Linked DNA regions of Homo sapiens: region 1 is linked to region 2. A link is a loop called in an ENCODE intact Hi-C map of the cell type or tissue named here. Cell type or tissue: heart left ventricle. All regions are shown on one strand. Each heading gives the region's core, and the rest is flanking DNA. Links, peaks and the distances in the headings are about the cores only. Region 1 overlaps GPR157 (G protein-coupled receptor 157). Region 2 overlaps SLC2A7 (solute carrier family 2 member 7).

Evidence for each region. Hi-C counts contacts between places; a loop is a spot of excess contacts. Peaks named below come from ENCODE experiments on the same cell type or tissue, not always from the same donor. Only the 100,000 strongest peaks of a DNase experiment are listed, where the experiment ranks them.
Region 1: it touches region 2 in a loop (7-fold over the local background); 75 of 110 quality-filtered maps call a loop at or near these places.

The regions. Positions count from the first base shown.
Region 1 is chr1:9,092,960-9,103,431 of GRCh38, forward strand. GPR157 (G protein-coupled receptor 157) reads right to left here. Exons shown (of 4, transcript NM_024980.5): 4 at 7,346-10,472. It also overlaps a transcript of SLC2A5 not described here. Among named protein-coding and RNA genes, the nearest start is that of SLC2A5, 29 kb to the left of the region's middle. In heart left ventricle, for the core only: a CTCF peak has its summit at 8,774 (motif pointing left); a DNase peak (open chromatin) is centred at 8,780.
Region 2 is chr1:9,004,468-9,015,116 of GRCh38, forward strand. It overlaps SLC2A7 (solute carrier family 2 member 7), which reads right to left. Exons shown (of 12, transcript NM_207420.3): 7 at 10,214-10,401; 8 at 9,058-9,168; 9 at 5,676-5,777; 10 at 2,843-2,918; 11 at 285-412. Among named protein-coding and RNA genes, the nearest start is that of SLC2A7, 17 kb to the right of the region's middle. RefSeq lists enhancers at 1-342, 343-869, 3,290-3,790, 3,791-4,291 and silencers at 582-861, 6,548-6,607. In heart left ventricle, for the core only: a CTCF peak has its summit at 5,735 (motif pointing right); DNase peaks (open chromatin) are centred at 3,413, 5,735 and 6,774; H3K27ac peaks cover 216 bases.

The DNA.
Region 1 (10,472 bases), core at 2,473-10,472, 89 kb after region 2:
CACGTAAGCCTCTAATGCTCAGACCCTTTGTACTCATGTATAGGAGACCACTCGCCCCTTTTGCTGCACCTCAGGGTCAAGCCCCACCTCTACAAACCCCTCTCGTTTCCCCTCTTCTGCATACCATCCGCCATTTCATTTGGGAATACGCCGACAAATACTTGCCACAACCCATCGCCAACTCCTTTAATCCCTTCCTACAGCCAGGAGACTGGGTTCTAGTAAAAGATCTCAGCCCTACCCCCAATCCCCACCTCACACCTAAATGGAAGGGACCTTACCAGATCATCGTTACTACACCCACAGCAGCAAAACTCCAGGGACTCCCCAGCTGGTTTCATCATTTTTCTCTCAAGAAAACAGACTTCCCTTCACCACATACCCAAACAACCAAATCTAAAACCCCTTCAGCCTTCTGTTACATCTCCACAGGACCAACTTCCCTTCGCCTCACCCAAATCCTGGAGGAAAAGGAGGAGGAGTGCACATAAGCCGCTTATGTCTCTTTGTCTCCCAAACTTTCATCACTTCCTAACCAACCTTACTACAGACCATCAGTGGTATGCTTATGAAACTCCCACTGTACATCCTGATCAGCTCCTCACTATTCTATGGGACCTATGGCTTCAAGGAGCTTTCCAGGACTTTACTCTTACCCAAATAACTTTTTTCTCTTTTTGCTTGTTTCTTTCAATATAAATTCCCTAATCACATCAACCTCACCAATACAACCACTCCTTACTGCTCAAACTAGAACGCTCTATAAACCTTACACAATCTCTCTTGTGGCAAGCTAACTGTTCCTTTTTTTCGGAGACCTGGATGTGCTTACCGCTGTCTTCCTCAGCTTACACAGCCCTTCCTGCACCCCTTCATGACCTTTTAACAGGAAACATAACCCTAATCTATCAACTCCAAAAAGGAGCTTCGTTTTTGGAAAAAGCTGACATGCTGGTCGGCAATTATCCCATTTCCAGGGCAGATCAGGCCAACAAATTATTTCAAACCGATTACAACTCCCTAGAACACCTTAAGCCCCAAGGCCCTCCCATTGAAGGGCCCATAACTAAACACACGCCCCTTTTACAACAAGCCTCAATTTGCTTTTCAGCCTCTGGGGGAAGTTTCCCTGTAGGGTTCTTAACTTCTAACTAATGCAGCCACACTATCATTGTTAAGCACCCCTCTGACCATCACACTCACCCGGTTGACTACCAAGTATTGCCTGAAGCGAACGGAGCATTCCTGCAACGGCTCCTTTTACTGCCCCTCCCCCTGGCCTAACCTCTGCTTCCCCTAGTGCCCACATTTTTCCGTGGCTCAGTATCAGTGGCGCAACATCTGACCACATTAGATGTGTAAAAAAAACTCCTCCAGATGGGCACGGTGGCTCACGCCTGTATTCCCAGCACTTTGGGAGGCTGAGGTGGGCGGATCACCTGAGATTGGGAGTTCAAGACCAGTCTGACCAACATGGAGAAACCCCGTCTCTACTAAAATACAAAATTAGCCGGGCGTGATGGCATGTGCCTGTAATCCCAGCTACTCTGGAGGCTGAGACAGGAGAATCGCTTGAACCCAGGAGGCAGAGGTTGCGGTGAGCCGAGATCGCGCCATTGCCCTCCAGTCTGGGCAACAAGAGGGAAACTCTGTCTGAAAAAACAAAAAACCCTCCTCCTATACTCCTCCTATATCTCTACTATAGTAGGTGTGTCTCCTTGGCCTCCTCCTTGTCCACCTGGAGTAATGAACCACAGGAAAGGAAAAATATCCCATCTTTAATTCACTTATTTTCTTTCCATATCTCTGCCTATATTTACGACAAAGCCTTATTCTTTTTGTGTGGCACCAACACATATCTTTTTCTCCCCACCAACTGGACTGGAACCTGTACCCTAGTTTTTCTGTCTCCCACCATTGGCTTAGTTCCTCCTAATCAGCCTTTATCCATCCCATCCGTCCAGTATGTTAGAAAAAGGAGGGCCATCCAAGTCATTCCTTTAATGGCCACCTTAGGTATAACCTCTGGGACTGGGTTGGGAGCAGGAGGATTACCCACCTCCTTAACATACTTTAAAGCTCTGTCAACAGACCTGCAGGATTCATTAGAAGATATGGCCCAAAGCCTTATATGAGTCCAAGACCAATTAGACTCCTTGGCTGAAGTAGTCCTCCAAAATAGACAAGGGCTAAATCTTATAACGGCTGAAAACTGGAGCCTCTGCCTCTCACTGGGTGAAGAATGTTGCTTCTGTCTCAACCAATAGGGCCTAGTAAGAGATGCTGCTAAAAAAACTTAAAGAAAGGACTAAAAAGCTAAGAGAATACCAAGACAACCAAGTAAATTCTTGGTTTAAACACAAAATCCTAACATGGGTCATCCCATTCCTGGGCCCTCTCCTAATAATATGCCTAGGACTAATGTTCTTACCCTGCTTAATGAACCATTTTCAAAGCTTTTTAACCAACAGGATCATGGCCATCTGACAACCAACTACCCAAAAACATCTACAATGGAGTTACTCCTGTAATTAATCCGAAACCAAAGAACTCTCCGCCCTCTGCCCCCCAGCCCTCAGCAGGAAGTAGCCAGAAAGAACACGCCGCCCCTCATCCTTTTTATAACTATAGGGACTGGATTGACAGAGCAGGAACATTGCCATCTTGAACAAACACCGCCATCCTACGTTCCCGTTGATGGATGAAAAACCGCCTAAATCCAGCCCCAGAACATCAGCCTAATGGCCAATATTAGCATAACTGGAAACATTCCAATGCTAAGATAAACCCCTCTCTGACCAGAAACATGCCAACCCCAAGACAGCCTCCCCTCTGACCAGAGACATTCTAACCCCGCAATAAATTTTCCCTCACATAGAAACATTCTGAACCTACAATAAGCTCACCCACCTTCCAAAAAACCCTTAAATATCCTTAGTCTGTCAGAGAGAAGGGCTCTCTGACCTAACTCAGCCGGAAGCCCCTCTCAGGTTTGTTTTCTCTAAAATAAACCTGTCCTTAACTGTCAAGCCACATTTTGTGTTTCTTTCTTGTTTCTTTAAGTCTTACAGTGCTGAGTCCTCCTCTGGGTGGGGCCACAGGATGGGTTGAGTCATGAGTCCAGGTAGAGTTAGCCATCATCAGAAATACAAGTCTGAGACATCTCAAAAAGCAAATCTTAGGTTCTACAATAGTGATGTTACTTACGGGAGTAATTGGGGAGGTTATAAGTCTTGTGACCTCTGGAACAATGGCTGGTAGTCATTTACCTATGCCTACATCTTAGCAGAATTCAGGCCCCTCTCATAATCCTAACCTTGTGGACTTTCATTAGTTTTACAAAGGTGGTTTAGTTTTGAGAAGGGCTATTATCATCCTTGCTTTAAGGTTAAACTCTAAACTAAATTTCTCCCAAAGTTAGCTTGGCCCATACTCAGGAATGACCAAGGACAGCCTGGAGCTTAGAAGCAAGACAGAATCAACAATGTTGGATTTCTCTCACTGTCATAATTTTTGCAAAGGCAGCTTTAGAAGCATTAGATTTCATTTAAGCCTCAATATCACCCCATTTTAGATGAACCTGTGGCTGAGTGAGGTCAACATTTTCTCAGAGTAATACAAGGATAAATAATGGGCCAGGTACAGCAGCTCATGCCTGTAATCCTAGCACTTTGGGAGGCTGAGGCAGGTGGATCACCTGAGGTCAGGAGTTCAAGACCAGCCTGGCCAACATGGCAAAACCCCATCTCTACTAAAAATACAAAAATTAGCTGGGCATGGTAGCATGTGCCTGTAGTCTCAGTTACATGGAAGGCTGGGGCAGGAGAATCGCTTGAACCCAGAAGGTGAAGGTTGCAGTAGGCCAAGATCACACCATTGCACTCCATCCTGGGCAACAGAGCAAGACTCCGTCTCCAAAAAAAATAATAATAATAAATAAATAAAAGATGGAGTCCACTTCTCGGCCTTGTGGCCAAGATCAAGTATAATAAACAATGGAGCCATAGTTGGAACTCAGTCTCTCTCTTTCCAGAGCCTCGTCGTTCACAAACCTGGTCGTCGGGACCCACCTGCTTCTCGTTTCCTTGGAGAATCAAAGCCATCCCCTCAGCTTGTCTACTGTAAGATGACTTGATAAACACACGGCTGCCTTCATCAATATCACTTCACTATGCCCAGGAGATTCTTGTCCTGCAAGACAACTGCTGCAAATAACTTTATGGTTCACTCCAGGAACTTCCTGGAAAGATTCATCAGCTCTTCAATAGAAAGCATCCAATGATAGCTTAGACTCAAAACTCATTCAACTAGCCACCAGCAAATCCTCATCATGCTGTGCTCACATGTGTGAAAGGATTACATCACGACTTGCTAATCCCAAGAAGGCTGAAAGACTCATCTGAAACTATATGTTTTGATCTTCAAAAATATGGACTAGGCGTGGTGGTTCACGCCTGTAATCCCAGCATTTTGGGAGGCAGAGGCAGGTGGATCACAAGGTCAGGAGTTCAAGACCAGCCTGGCCAACATGGCTAAACCCTGTCTCTACTAAAAATACAAAAATTAAATTAGCCAGGTGTGGTGGCGCATGCCTGTACTCCCAGCTGCTAGGGAGGCTGAGGCAGGAGAATTGCTTGAACCTGGGAGTTGGAGATCGCGATGAGCCGAGATCGTGCCACTGTACTCCAGCCTGGGTGACAGAGCAAGACTCCGTCTCAAAAAAAAAAAAAAAAAAAAAGAATAAATACCCCAATGTTGTTCTCTCCTACTCTGAGACCCTGCTAGTGAAACTGCCACTGCAAAATTATGACTGAGACGGTGAAAGAGATCTGACCTAACCAACTCCATCTTCCTTCTGACCTCCAAGCTGTTCTTGTTCATTCCTGGGCATGGGCTGAACTAATCTGGGGAGGAACTTAGTTTATAGTTTAGAAAAAAGAAGATAGCAGCCCTTTTCTCAAGGTAGATCCCCTTCTTGTTAGCCAAAAGATTAGAAAGTATGGTTTAGCAGTCATGCAGCTGAGGATTCAAGATTCTGACCCTCCCCAAATTGCTCCTAGGCATAACATCACTATTGTAAAACCTAAGGTCAGTGCCTGAGATATTTTGCAGGCCCTGCACTTGATGGATCAGCTGGCACCAAATCGATAAACTGGCCCATCTCATCTTGTGGCCCTCACCCAGGAACTGACTCAGCACAAGAGGACAGCTTCAACTCCCTATGATTTAATCTCTGACCCAGCCAATCAGCACTCCCGACTCACTGGCCCCTCCCCACCCACCAAATTATCTTTAAAAACTCGATCCCCAAATGCTCTGGGAGACCGATTGGAATAATAATAAAACTCTGGTCTCCCACACAGCTGGCTCTGTGTGAATCGCTCTTTCTCTGTTGCAATTCCCCTGTCTTGATAAATCGGCTCTGTCTAGGCAGCGGGCAAGGTGAACCCACTGGGCGGTTACACTAGGGCCCTGCAATAGGAGTGCCTTTCACTTCCCTGGTAAGCACCAGCTTTGTCCTGTGTACAGGCAGTGCCAACTCCATGGGCCTGTGACCCGTGCAGTTTCCAGGATCCTGCCCGCAGAAGGGCAACTTCATATCTGGCCTGGCACAGGGTAAGCACTCAGGAAACGCCAGCTATTAGCTAGTGACAACGTCCTGACCCCACCACATCTGGCAAATCCTTTTCCTCGTGGAGCCTGGATTCTGGACTCTCCTCCCACAGGTGAGTAATTGTTACTAGACACGCATGCTTCATTCAGAAAGTGGTCCACCTTGCCCCCAAAGCTTCCCCTGCTGGAGCTTTTCCTATGTGCAAGGCCTAAGCCTCAGCTGCATGCTGGGCTGACCCTTGGATACAGCCTGACTCTGTGCCAGGAGCCTGGCAGGCTCTGGGGAAAATGCCTGGTAGAGTGGTCCCTGGAACGTATGGTTTCTGCAGAGACTGTGGCATCCCAAAGACCCGCTTAGAAGTCTATGGGAGCAGAAGGAGGTGACCCTGTGGGGTGTGAGCTGCATATAGGCAGAAGCAGGAGGTCAGGCAAGAGGGAACGGTGTGGAGTGGTGTGGAGCAGTGTGGAACACGGAGCCTGGATTCTGAATGCATGCTGCATTTGCTGGGGTGAGGAAGGCGAAGAGAACTCCGGAGAAGAGGTCAGGGAAGAGGTGAAAAAAGGTCACTGAGGGGAGACAGATGGAAAGGGAAAGGCGCATGGCAGTTGATGAGTGGAGGGTCACAGGAGAGGGCCTCAAGGGGATGCTTCCATTTTCTCCCAGGTAAGCACATAGCATCAAGTTTAGAGATGCAAAGACAAAGGCAGGAGAGAATAGTTAACAAACCTCAGGGTGGTCGCGTCGAAGTAGCAGGACCAGGCCTGCTATTTTAATATTACTTAAGTTTGTGTATGTTGTACCTTAATAACCAAATTCAAGATGCCACTTCTAGGGGCTATTCAATGCAGTTTGTGTTGTTGTTTTGTTTGTTTTTTGAGACTTGCTCTGTCACCCAGGCTGGAGTGCAGTGACGTGATCTCGGCTCACTTCGATCTCTGCCTCCCGGGTTCAAGCCATTCTCCTCAATGCAGTTTTAACTGCACAAAATCCAGACAGTGGAAGAAAGTTTAGGAGCTTTTGGCAGCAAAATTCCCAAGGCGGAGCAGTTTCAAGAAAACTATGACCGGAGGTGGGGCTGCATGGCCAGTGCAGATCTGCAAGTCACGCAGCAAGGCAGCCAGCTCCAGTAGATGCGTTTGGAAGGCTGCTCCCTTCCAAGAAGAGACCCTGTGTCCCAGCAGTCCCTGACCACCAGGAGGCCTGCAGATGCAGCTGCGGCGGGTCACCCTGTGTGTGATACAACCATGCATGAAGGGTGAAGGGGTCAGCAGCTCAGCCCTGGAGCATCTCTCTTAATCAAGTTCAGCCCCAAGTCATGGGTGCTTGGAACTTGGACCTGTTGACCCTCATCGGCTCTATCTAGGCAGCAGGCAAGGTGAACCCACTGGGCGGTTACACTAGGGTCCTGCTATAGGAGTGCCTTTCATTCCCCTGGTAAGCACCAACTTTGTGGACAAAGCCCAGGAATCTGTATTCTAAAACCCTCTCCCTATCTCTCCACCCCCATGATCTTTATTAGGTCAACTCAGGGGAAGCTGGCTATGCCAACAGGGCGGCTGCCTCTTTAGCTAATTTGCCAAGAGAGAAGGGCAGAGCTGTCTTCTCCAGGTCTCAGCCTCATGGTAGGCTCTGGAACCACAGCAACACAGGCCAATGCGAGCCACCTGTCCTGCAACCGCCCCCTCCCCACCCTGCACAACACATCAGGAGGCAATCACTTTACCAAACACATAGGAGAAAAATAATTTATTTATTTAATTTAAAACAGCAAGACTTCAGCTTCCACCCAGTCAGGGCTTGCATTACAATTTTGCAGGTGCAAAAACTCACACTTTTGATGCCACAACTAGAAGTTTGTAAAAACTATTTTTCTTGTCGTGGACACGTGAAGAGTTCTGTTTGCACCCTCAGCCTGGGCCAAATAATCATCTTTATTTAAAAACAAAACAGAACAAACAAACCAAAAAACCCTCAAAAGCACAAAGAGGCAGAAAGCGGCTGGTAAACCTGGTTAAAAGACCAAAGTTCAGAAAGTGCATGGGAGAGGGACGCTGAGCTGCGGACACCGTTCCGGCTGCAGTACGTGTTATGGCTGAGGTTACACTTGGGTGACTCAGGGATGCAGGCAGATGAACATTAACCACACTAACAGAGGAGAAAGAAGCCCACTGGGGCTGTGCAAAGTGTCCAAGGAGCACAGCCCCTTTTGCCCTGATCAGATGTAACAGCCCCTCGCTTGAGATCTGACTGGGCAACATGGCAAAACCTTGTCTCTACAAAAAGTCAAAATTTAGCCAGGCCTGTGGTCCCAGCTTCTCAGGGAGCTGAGGTGGGAGGATCGCTTGAGCCTGGGAGGTGGAGGCTGCAGTGAGCCATGATTGCATCACTGCACTCCAGACTGGGTATGATGCTCCAGACAGCAAAACCCTGCCTCACAAAAATAAATAAACTAAAAAGAAGTAACAGCCCCTCCTGGACTTGTTTTATTTTTTGAGATGGAGTCTTGCTCTGTCACCCAGGCTGGAGTGCAGTGGTGCAGTCTCGGCTCACTGCAACCTCTGCCTTCTGGGTTCAAGCAATTCTCCTGCCTCAGCCTCCTGAGTAGCTGGCACTACAGGCACACGAAACCACATCCAACTATTTTTTTTTTTTTTGTATATTTAGTAGAAACAGGGTTTCACCATGTTGGCCAGGCTGGTCTCAAACTCCTGACCTCAGGTGATCTGCCCACCTTGGTCTCCCAAAGTGCTGGGATTACAGGCGTGAGCCACTGCGCCTGGCCCCCTCCTGGACTTTTAGGATGTGACTTCCTTCCCATCCAGCCTTTCTGTCTGAGCACTACCCACCCAGCTAGACTGACTTGGTAACTGGATCTAAGAAGGAGGCGATATTGCTGTTTTCGAGGTCGATGGGCCAGGGGCCTGGGCTAAGGCACTTAGACAAGCCCCTGCCCTGCCCACCTGGTCACCACCATTCACAGTGATCACTCATCTGTGGCAAGAGGTGGGCAGCGGAGGAAGCTGACTAGAGATACCTGATGTATAACTTTTTGGAGGTTTTTACAAAAGCAGATACAGTGGCCAGTGGCATCAAAGAAATGGAATGAGAACTTGAGCCCAGGCACCCGGAGCAGGTATTTTCTGAGCCCTCAGCTCCCTCTACAGGCCTTTCCTGACCACAGCCAGTCCATCTGGGGAGCCATGTCTCAGCTCTGGCTTGGGTACAGCAGGGAGGGCTCCAGAGGCCCCTGCTGAGCAGGGTTGATCCTAACACTATTCCTCTGTGGCCTATATTGTCTTTTCTCTTTTACCTGTTAATCATGTTCTCTTTTGCAGCAAGCAAATTCCTGAATTTTCGCTCCCTTCTAGAAGCTCAAGTGAGGGTCTTTACCAGAGACATACCCAGAGATTTGCTGTAACGTCTTCAGGGGAATCCAGAATTCACTTACAGAGGCTATTTCTGCCAAGTGGCTTTCCCTGGAGCAGCCCAGAGCTCTCTTTCAATCCTAAGGGGATGTCTGTCTCACTAATTTCCATCAAGAAATCTGTTTTCTTGGACAGGCACAGTGGCTCATGCCTGCAATCGAAGCATTTTGGGAGGCTGAGGTGGGTGGATCACCTGAGGTCAGGAGTTCGAGACCAGCCTGGCCAACATGGTGAAAACCCGTCTCTACTGAAAATACAAAAAATTAGCCGAGCATGGTGGCGCATGCCTGTAATCCCAGCAGCTTGGGATTGGGAAGCAGGAGAATCGCTTGAACCTGGGAGGCGGTGGTTGCAGTGAGTCAAAATTGCACCACTGCACTCCAGCCTGGGCAATAGAGTGAGACTCCATCTCAAAAAAAAAAAAAAAAAAAAAGAAAGCGACAAAAAGAAATCCATTTTCACAGGAAACCAAAAATGAGCATTTTGGACTCAGTCTGCTAAATGATTATTCCTTTCCTGATACAGATTTTGGTTTTGAGAGTCAAACAGGGATCGGCAGCACAGCGTGACTTCGGTTTTGATTCAGAACCATTTTACTAGGCTCAGAAAATCATGCTTTGTCGAGTTCTGATGGATTCCAAGGGAAATCACCTATCAGGTAAAGCTGTACTTTCTCTCACCAAGACCCTGGAGGTAGCATTTCCACTTCCATTCTTTGCCGATGGCTCCTGTGACTGAACACAGAAGCTGTTTTCTGAAATAAGACGAAAGCGTTTGTGGAAGACCCACAGAATAAAAATAGAGATACAGGTGCTTACTTTCAATTCTTTTCTTTTAAATGTAAATAATCGCTCCATGCTCCATGCCGCCACTTACCTCAGCTGAATACAAAACAGCTGAATCCTTTTGAATCCTTTGTTTTTTTCTTTTTTTGAGACAGGGTCCTGCTGTTGCCCAGGCTGGAGTGGCAGTGGTGCCATCCCAGTTCAATGAAGCCTCAAATCCCTGGGCTCAAGGGATCCTCCCGTCTCAGCCTCCTGAGTAGTAGGGACTACAGGCACGCACCACCACATCAGCTCCGGGCGACAGAATGAGGCTCCTTTTTTAAAAAAAAAAAAAAAAAAAAACTGACTCTGAAGCTTAAAACCTTCACCTTTAGGAAGAAATCGTATTTGTTTGTTTGAGACCGAGTTTCACTCTTGTTGCCCAGGCTGGAGTGCAATGGTGTGGTCTTGGCTCACCGCAACCTCCGCCTCCCAGGTTCAAGAGATTCTCCTGCCTCAGCCTCCCAAAGACCTGGGATTACAGACGTGCATCACCATGCCTGGCTAATTTTTGTATTTTTAGTAGAGACAGGGTTTCACCATGTTGGCCAGGCTGGTCTTGAACTCCTGACCTCAGGTGATCTGCCTGCCTTGGCCTCCCAAAGTGCT
Region 2 (10,649 bases), core at 1,717-9,716:
ACCCTGGCTCTGGCTTTGTTTGCTGGCGCCTTTGAGCTCCGCGGACCAGAGCCCCTAAGCAATAGCCCTTTACAATGTCAGCAGGGGATCACCCTTCAGTAACTGAGAAACCGGTGTCTTCAAGGGTTTGCAGGCAGTGGGGCCACGTGTGTCTGTGGACCCTTGGATGTGTCTGAGAGCCTGTCCCCACCTTGCTGGATTCACAGATGTGCTTAGCGGAAGGGGAATACATCTTACTCCCTGGAGGCCCGGTGGAGCGGGTTGGGGAAGGGGCCCTCACTCACCTGGATGGATGGGAACAGGAAGCCTATGATGAAGTTGGTGAGCCAGTGCACTGCCCCGTCCACCATGAAAGCTGCCCGCCGGGAGGACTGCAGGAAGATCTCGGTCCTCACCACCGAGGGGACAGGACCTGGAGGGCAGAGCAGGATGGGTGGGGCGGAGAAGGACCCAGGTGTCCCCCAGGGCTGGCGGGACGCGGCCCACTCTAGCCTCTGACCTAGGACCCTCAAGAGTACCAGCTGGGATTGGGGACTGGAAAGGAACCCTGCCTTTACCCACAAAACCAGGGCGTGATCAGAGCAGGAGCTGCAAAGATCCACTTTGCAAAGTCTGGTTGGAGAGCCTGGAATTGAATTTCCATTGCTGCTTCTTCAAGGCCAATGACGCTCCATGAAGGTTTGCAGAAAGTAAATGGATGGGAAGCTTCGTGGGAGCAGCAGGAGTGAGTGGGCTCCAGCTCACAGGCAGCAGAGCTTTCTGAAAGAGCTTCCTTTGCGCTGGCGTCACTCTGACTTGAGACCGCCCGCGCTTGGGAAGTGCCGCCCTCCTATGGCGGATCTGGGTATGGCAGGGCCTGAGGGCTACACCTTCTTGGACAACTGTTTTTCATTATCGCTTCCTTAAGAAGCCTTGTCTAAAATGTCTAAAGCCATTTTTGTTCCCTAATCGCCACTCCCATGAAATTTTAATACTGTGCGTCTGTTTAGGTCCTGCATATATAGATATCTGTAGCTTTACACAAAGAAAGAGGAAGATTCTGTCCCTCCTCCTCCAAGCTTCCCACCCCCGCTTAGGTGGTGAAATGGCCTCATTGAAAAGGTCCGGTCTCACAGATCACTGGAGGTCAGGAGTTCGAGACCGGCCTGGCCAACATGATGAAACCCCATCTCTACTAAAAATATAAAAATTAGTCCGGCATGGTGGCGTGTGCCTGTAGTCCCAGCTACTCAGGAGGCTGAAGCAGGATAATCTGTTGAACTCGGGAGATGGAGGTTGCGCTCCAGCCTGGGCAACAGAGTGAGACTCCAACTCAAAAAAAAAAAAAAAAAAAGAAGGAAAAAAAGAAAAGGACCGATCTCCCTCTCTGGATGGACATGGAGAAGAATTCAAAGCCCCTGAATGAAGCTGGGATGTCAAGTGCAAACTCCTGCAGCCCAGTGACTTGGGGCCCGGGCCCCTTCTCCAGGGCCCTGACCCCAAAGTGGACGCCGGCAGGGATGTCATCTGTCCTGCCTTCCTCCTGTCCACCACAACAACAGCAGCCAATAGTCCTTAGGTCTAAGTTGAATGTCAGATCAGCCCATGCTCTGACCTCGCGTCTGCCGGCACACCTGATCACCCCGTTCTTGGAGAAGCACCATGGCTTGCTCCAGGTGACACACAGGCAGTGGGGGCAGAACGGCTTGGAACCCGGCCAGGTCTACACACACTGGCACTTTTCCTTTGAGGTTCTGCTGCCTCCACGTTTGAGGTACACTGGGAAGGCGTCCTGCTCTAAATCCCCACCCGCTCCCCTTTATTTTTTAGACAGAGTCTTGCTCTCTTGCCCAGCCTGGAGTGCAGTGGTGGATCTTGGCTTACTGCAACCTCTGGGTTCAAGTGATTATCCTGCCTCAGCCTCCCGAGTAGCTGGGACTACAGGCGCCCGCCAACACACCTGGCTAATTTTTGCATTTTTAGTAGAAACGGAGTTTCACCTTGTTGGCTAGGCTGGTCTCGAACTTCTGACCTTAAGTGAACAGCCTGCCTCCCTCCACCTCTCAAAATGTTGGGATTACAGGCATGAGCCACCATGCCAGGCCTAAATCCCACTTCTTAAATACCCTTAAATACAAGTATGTGGTCTCATTCATGTGCCTGACACAGCACAGTGTAAACAGGTATTCCGCCAATGGATGTTGAATGAATTAAATACCTTCATTTTGGTTTATGGACAGTGCTTTCAAAATGAACATTCTTCAGGGAATGTTATTAGAGTCTTCACAGTCAGGGGTGTCTTTTCCCAGGCAGGGAGAAGGAGGTTCAATTCTCAGGACACACTAGGGAAGGAGTCTGGAGTCTCAGAGGCTGCCCAACAGGTGGGCCCAGGTGGAGGCCCGAAGCCACTGGCAACAGGACATTGGGGACAGTGTAATAAGGGACTGTAGCTGGCAGTCAGCGGGGATAGAAGGCAGTTGAGCCTTGGGTGTGCTGTGGGCTTGGAGGCTCAAGTGAGTGTCTGGAGGGTGTGGATGTAAACCAAGGTGCCCCAGGGGTGTCTGACTGGCATAAGCTCCCTCTCTGCAAAAGCTCATGTCCTTGTTGGGTGCCAGACCTGAGTCTGGGCCCCCCTGGGAGCCACAGATGATCAGTGGGGCGCTGGCCTGGCTGGCGCTGGTTGAATGAATGCACATGGCCTGGAGTGCCATCAAGGCTGAGAACTAAGAACGTGTGGGATCTGCGTGAGCACGGGGACCAAGGACGTCCATTCACTCAGCAAATATGTGTCGAGCACTGACTGTGTGTCAGGCCCAGGAATGGACCAGGATGGCCGGGGCGAGGGAGGCGTGCAGGTACTCACTGGGCCCAATGGAATGTCCCGCGATGTAGGCAAAGACACAGATGATGCCGAGGTAGGACAGCTCGGGGACCCTGTTCTGTGGGGAGAGGCAGGGCTGTCTGGGCTGAGGCCAGGAGCCCCACGTGCGGGGGGGTCCACCTGCGGGTCCCACCTTCCTGCCCCAGGGAGGAGCTGCACCTAGATGTCTGGGCACCTCCATGGACCTTGAGGGCTCTGTGGGCAAGAGAGGAAGGCCAGTGAGAACCAGGCCTTGTAGCCTCCCACAGGGCTCCCTCCAGCCTCACCTGATGAGCGTCATGGAGAACGAGGGGCATCTACCTTTGAGTTATTTTCCTGCCAGGTGCCATTCTCTGCACTTTACAAATCACAAATATTAACTCATCTGATCTTTGTGATACTCCTCTGCCCTCTGAGTGACTCTACGATTCTTTCTTTTTTTTTTTTTTTGAGACAGAGTCTCGCTCTGTCGCCCAGGCTGAAGTGCAGTGGCACAGTCTTGGCTCACTGCAGCCTCCGCCTCCCGGGTTCAAGATTCCCCTGCCTCCGCCTCCTGTAGCTGGGACTAGAGGCGTGCGCCACCACGCCCGGCTTATATGATTGTTTCAGTTCCACAATTGTGGAAGCAGAGCACAGAGGGCCCTGAATACAGACCATGAGGAACCTTAGTCCCTCAGGGATCAAGCAGTGGCTGAAGTCACCCAGTCAACATGAGTGAGCTGAGGTCCGGACTTTCTCTACCATTCTCTGGAGACTCCTAGGACCCCCGGACCCGTGGAGCTGGCAGACCACCATCTCTGCTCCCAACTGCCGAGAGAACAGCCAATGCAAAACCGGGTCAACGGACTTCAGCCAAACTAACCGGGTGCCCCCAGATGAACTTCCCAGGGAACCCTGTAGTCACAGTTATGAGACGGCCTCAAGGGACAAGTTGGCAGCAGAGCTGGATGGCGAGGTGGGAGGGGAGGCACTGGGAGCTTCCAAGCAGAGAAGCAACAAGATCTGATTCATTTTCAACAAGAAGAGAAGGCAGGAGGATTGGGGCCATTCAACACTTCAAGCAAAAGCGAGGCTGGCTGGGTTGGTGGGGCCGCCCTGGACCCGGTGTGAAGCGAGCAGCTGCTGCTGCATTTTCAGGCAGAGCCCCTGGTTGGACAGAAGGAGTGAAAGAGCCACCGGGGATGCCCCTAGGTTTCAGAAGTGTCACTGGCGGTGGTCTCTGCAGGTGGCGCTCAGTCGTGCTCACCTCTTTTCACTTCCTAGAATCCCTAAAGGTTCTGCTAAGAACTTATATTGGTTTTTTTTTTTTTTAGACAGAATCTCGCTCTGTCACCCAGGCTGGAGCAGTGCTGTGATCTTGGCTCACTGCAACCTCTGCCTCCTGAGTTCAAGTGATTCTCCTGCCTCAGCCTCCCGAGTAACTGGGATTACAGGCACACGCCACCACACCCGACTAAATTTTGTATTTTTAATAGAGACGGGGTTTCACCACGTGGTCAGGCTGCTCTAGAACTCCTGACCTCAGGTGATCCACCCGCTTTGGCTTCCCAAAGTGCTGGGATTACAGGTGTGAGCCACTGCGTCTGGCTGAGAACTTATACTGGTTTTAAAATTAAAGAAGAAAGTTCTTTCCGAGGGAAACTTTAATTGATTTATGAGCATCACTAACACTGTTCGTCGCCAGGCCTTGCTTTCCCCGCAGGCCCTGGCCTCCTGGTCATTCCCTGAATCCCCCAGCTCTTTCCCACATGGAGCTCTCTGCACTCTCTGGTGGTTAAGGACAAGTCATTGCAGAGAGGGCAGCTTGGAAAAGAAGGAAAAGAGCAAAGATCTTGGCTCTACATGACAGAATGAGCTCCTCACACATTCTTGTACTCATGTGCAATTGCGTTGCTGATATATTTTCCATTTGAAAGGGCTCAGGACAGTGCTGCCGTTCCTGCACAAGCAACAGCAAAGAGGCTGCCTCGGAGACACAGAATGCTGGTTGCTTTTTAGAGATTTTATATCATGACACACCACGTATTTTCATCACTTCCGTAGAACGTGGATAATACATACAGGCTGAGAACACTGCAAATTAAAATGATGTACTTCTTGTTTGGGTGGTCTGCTGTGTTTTAGTCTTACTGAAAAATGATTCGTAGTTTTGTTTTGTTTTTTCTTTTTTGAGACAGGGTCTCACTGTCCCCCAGGCTGGAGTACAATGGTGCGATCATGGCTCACTGCAGCCTTGACCTCCCAGGCTCAGGTGATCCTCCCACCTCAGCTTCCTGAGTAGCTGGGACTACAGGTGCACACCACCACACCCAGAAAACGTTTTGTATTTTTTGTAGAGATGGGGTCTCACCATGTTGTTCAGACTGGTCTTGAGCTCCTGGGCTCAATGGGTCCTCCTGCCTTGGCCTCCCAAAGTGCTAGGATTGCAGGAGTGAGCCACTGTGCTCAGCCTCCTTCTACCTCTCGAATGGGGTGACTTCTGGTCTTTCCTTAACCCACACCTGTTCACCGCCCATAGATGTTTTCTAATGCGGTGGCATCCTTGCATTTACGCATTGAAGCACATATTTTATTGCAAACTGTCCTCCTTGTTTCTCTTTCCCATGACAGCTGGACCATCTATCCGGTTACTTATTTGCATGTGCAGGTGTAGGTAAATGAAGCCATCTGTGACATTCACTTCAGGATGGGGCATTGCAAAGTACTTTTCCAGGCAGGATGCATGCCATCAGTGGGACTCAGAACCAACCACTTGGTGCAGCGGGCCCGGTTCAGTCAGGGGACCTCCCACCCTCCCCATGACTCCCCACCCAGGGGGCAGGAAATGAGGTCAGACCTGGAATAGGAGCACCACCGTCAGCACCAGGCAGGCAGAGCCGCAGATGCCGTAGCCGGCCAGCAGGAGGTGCCGCCGTCCCAGCCGCTCCACAAGGACAGCCTGGAGGGGAAGGGGGACAGTGAGAAGCCGCCTTGGCCTGGCGCCCACGGTTCTTGGGCCGAGCCTCCACTTCCTTTTGTGGGCCCCTCTTAGGTGCCCCTTTCTTTCTTTTGTCTTTCTTTCTTTTTTTTTAAACGGAGTTTTGCTCTTGCTGCCCAGGCTGGAGTGCAGTGGTGCGATCTCAGCTCACTGCAACCTCTGCCTCCCAGGTTCAAGTGATTCTCCTACCTCAGCTCCCAAGTAGCTGGGATTACAGGCACCTGCCACCATGCCCGGCTAAGTTTTGTATTTCTCGTAGAGACGAGGTTTCACCATGTTGGCCAGGCTGGTCTCGAACTCCTGGCCTCAAGTGATCCTCCTGCCTCGGCCTCCCAAAGTGCTGGGATTACAGGCGTGAGCCACCGTGCGTCACCTTTTAGGTGCCCCTTTCTTACCCCTGCTGCCTGCATGTGGGATGCAGGCCGCTGATTTGACATGGGTCAGACATTCATGCTCTTCACCACCACCCTTCCTTGTTCTGGTCATTCATTTCCAGACCTCCTGGATCTTGGCTCCCTGCACCCCTTGCTACCCACTAGAATAACCACATTTTCTAGTTTCTGTGTTTGATGCTTTGACATCTTGGGACCTTTATGGCCCTGGAGGGACTGCCCTTCCCACCCCACTGATAGCAAACAAACCGCTGTCTGGGAGTGAGTGCCTCTTTCATCTGCAAACCAACAATGCAGGCCCACACCCCAGGTCTTCCTTTGCTGAGCTTTCACACGCAAGGCCAGCATCACCTGCCCTAACACCCTGGGGGCCAGGGGCCAGACAGCTGGCACAGCCCCTGTGGTCCCCGACCCTGAGGAAATTATTCACACCAGCTACTCCTAAACCTGCTCGCTCTGCCTCACCCATTCCTTTCTGTGGGAACCACAGTAAAGGTTCATCCTCACACTTCCCCTTCATGCCTCTGCTTCCTGACCAACCCTGGGGCTTCCCCGCAGGCCCGGAATGGCGTGGACCGCACCCTCCTCATGGGATCTGTGAGGAACAAACTGTCTTTCCAGCAGTAGCCACCTCCTGATCTGTTGGCCTCACCATACCTGAATAAGAATAAAACCTACATTTAAAAATAGCCCCTGGGCTGGGCACAGTGGCTCACACCTGTAATCTCAGCGCTTTGGGAGGCCGAGACAGGAGGATTGATTGAGCTCAGGAGTTCGAAACCAGCCGGGTCAACATAGTAAGACCCTGTCTCTATGTTTAAAAAATAAATAAATAAAAAGAATAAGAATAAAAATAGCCCCCTCCTATTCTCTGGGGCTCCACTCGACATTGAGGCCATCTGGAATCTGGGCTCACATCATGCGGGGCCCCTCATCTCTCCACTTTTCCACCTGATGGACTGACCCCTCCACTCAGCCAGCTCCTTCTCCAACAACCAAGCCCAGGCCACACTCCCTGTGATCAGCATTCTTTCGACTTCTTCCTTCCTTTTCTACTTCTTCTTCTTCTTCTTTTTTTTTTTTTTTTTTTTTTTGGTGGAGTCTCACTCTGTCACCCAGGCTGGAGTGCTGTGGTGCAACCGTGGCTCACTGCAACCTCCGCCTCCCGGGTACAAGCAATTCTCCTGCCTCAGTCTCCCGAGTAGCTGGGATTACAGGCATGTGCTATCACGCCCGGCTAATTTTTGTATTTTCAGTACAGATGGGGTTTCACCATGTTGGCCAGGCTGGTCTCGAACTCCTGACGTCAGGTGATCCGCCCGCCTCAACCTCCCAAAGTGCAGGAATTACAGGCATGAGCCACCACACCTGGCTCCTTTTCTACTTCTAATACCATTTCCATTCTACTCCATCCCTAATGGCTGACCAGAGCCGGCCCTGTACAGCCCCTTGACTCATGTTAGCTGACTCATGTCCTCCCAACATCCCAACAGACAGACTATCACTGCCATTCAGGATGGGAGCGAAGTGCACCCCAAAAATCAGGGAAATACTGTCAATTTCCTGCTGTATGCCTGGTTCCCAGATGCTGTTCCTCCAGGGAGAGGGAAAGGGTATTTTTCTGGCTTGGGTTGCTCCAGGTAGGATGATGGTGAAGCAGGTCCTAGTTATGGTCATTTATCCCCAAGGAGGAGGACTCTGAGGATAAAGGATGGATCCTGCCCCAGGGGAAAACTGGGGATGGGGCCACAGAAATCCAGCAGGAGGAAGGGGTTGAGACTTCAGCCTGGGGACCTCTGTCCTCTTCCCTTAATTTTCCTGTCAGCCTCTCCCACTGTTTTCCTTAACTTCTCCCTCCCTGCCCTTCTAAACCTTCTGAGAGTTTACTGGAACTTAAACTAGCTCTGGGGAAAATACAAATAATAGATAACTTTCTTGAAAATGTTTACCATCACTGGCAACTCAAGAAATAGGAATCAAAATAATCAGGAGATAACTTGAAAATGGTCTAGGGAAAGGAATGCCATGATCATCTGACCCTTTTTCATGCAACATATATATCAAAGCGTAAGTAGCTCAGACTTTAAATACTAAACTCTGAAATCATGAAACTGCACCAACAAAAAGGGGTACCTGCATTTGAATACCATGTATTGCAGTCACCATAATGATTTTTACAAAGGAAGAAACTTGGATCTGAAGGTTTTTCTTTGTTGTTGTTGTTGTTTTTGAGACAGAGTCTCACTCTTGTCACCCAGGCTGGAGTGCAGTGGTGCCATCTCCCTGCTCACTGCAATCTCCACCTCCCAAGTTCAAGTGATTCTCCTGACTCGGCCTCCCAAGTAGCTGACATTACAGGTACCCACCACCATGCCCAGCTCATTTTTGTATTTTTTAATAGAGATGGGGTTTCACCATGTTGACCAGGCTGGTCTCAAACTCCTGACCTCAAGTCATCCACCTGCCTCAGTCTCCCAAAGTGCTGGGATTACAAGTGTGTGCCACCACACCTGGCTAATTTTTTTGTATTTTTAGTAGAGACTGGGTTTCATCATGTTGGCCAGGCTGGTCTCAAACTCCCTGACCTCAAGTGATCTGCTCGCCTTGGCCTTCCGAAGTGCTGGGATTACAAGTGTGAGCCGCCGCGCCCGGCCGGCTCTGAAGGAATTTTGAGTTTTCTGGTCAAAGTCATGCAGGTAGTTAGTATGTGTGCATCCTAAAGTCCATGTCCCTTAAATGACCCCAGGACCAGGGCCACCAGCACTCAGTTCACTCTGTGGGGCTCCTGTCTGCCTGGCGGCACCTGGCCAGAGACCCTCCAGCAGGAAGGATGCCTCCTGCTCACTCACCGAGGTGATGGTCATCACTATGTTGACGACGCCAGAGCCCACCGTTACATATTGGGAGTGAGCGGCCTCCACGCCCGCAGATGTGTAGATGGTGTCCGCATAGTAGTTGATCTAAACAAAAACACAGGGCTGTCAGGACAGGCCGGAAGACCCAGGACGCTGGCTTAACTTTCTCAACTCAAGCCACACACAGTTCTGCAAGCCTGGGTTGGGGACCCTGGGACAGGAAGAGGGTAGCAGGTGGTGGGAAAAAGAGGCCTGACCTGGAGTCGGGACACCAGGGTGGAGCCCGGCGCTGCCCTGGAATCCAGGGTCGCAGCTCCTCCCTCTCTGGGCCTCAGGTTTGGCGTCTATAAAATGGAAGTCAGACCATACGACCTCCAAGAGCACTTTTCCCTCCATCATTCAGTTACTCTAAGAGCTCAGATCCCAAAGAATGACTTCTTACCTCTCACTCTGGGCCAAGCCAACCGCAAGTTGAGTCTGTCTTCTGGCCCCATGCCAAGGACATTGGCACAAACAGCCCTTTGAAAGGCCACGTGTGCTATTCCACATCTGGTGGCTCCCACCTGGGCCATCTACCCTCCCACGATCACTGGTTAAACATCCATGAATCCCTGAGGCCAAGGCCACCTCTTCCCGACACGCCACTGGAGCAACTGGGTCACCCACCCAATCTCCAGTGTTTTAGCTTCTGTCAGATCTCCACCCTTCCCTCACACCATGGTTAGATACAGTTACAGCCAAAGAGCCACGGTCGCAGAAAGCGATGCCACAAACATCACAGACAAGTGGGCCCAAGATGGGCTCCTGACACAGGCTGGGCCTACCAACCCAGGCCTGGTGACCTGAGCTTGGACCCAGGAGACCTCAGCTCATCTCAGTCTAGCTGGTCTCTTGTATAGAAGGGAAAGGACTATTGGCAGGAGGCATTCCTTCTGGGGACTGGGAAACAGAGAAAAATGAAGCTGGCATGTGGGGAGAGGCAGAGCACGGAGGCAGAGAGGAGTGAGGTTTCTTCCTGACATCTGGCTCTGCCTGGACTGATCCTGGCCCCACTGCCAGGCCAGGCCTCTGTGGGTGGAACTGTGTGTTGCTATCCATGAAGCCTGGGTCTGCTTCATCTGTCTCCCTGCCTGGCCACCGTCCCACATACCGCATTGATGCCCGACAGCTGCTGGCCGGCCATGAGCACGATGATGGAGAGGAGCTGCCAGCGCAGGGACCGCAGGGCACAGAGGTGCAGCACAGACAGGTGGCCCTCGGCGCGCTCGGCCCGGGCCTCCGCACGCATGTCCTCCAGCTCGGCCTCCATGTCCGTGTGGCCTCTCAGCCTCCTCAGAGCTGCGGAAAGCAGAACCACCCGCTCAGAGGGCCGTCTCCCTGCAGGCTGGGCCCCAAGCCCCCATGCTGGCCCTGAGCTCACCATTCCCTGACCTGACCTTGGTTGTGCCCCAGTTGCCACCCCCCCACCCCGTTCAGCTCCCAGCTCTCACCCCTGACCCATGGCGACCCTGACTGTGGCCCTGACCGTGTCTCTGCCTGGCCCCCGGGGTGGGCAGGGCCTGGGAGAGTAGCCGGCGACTTCATAC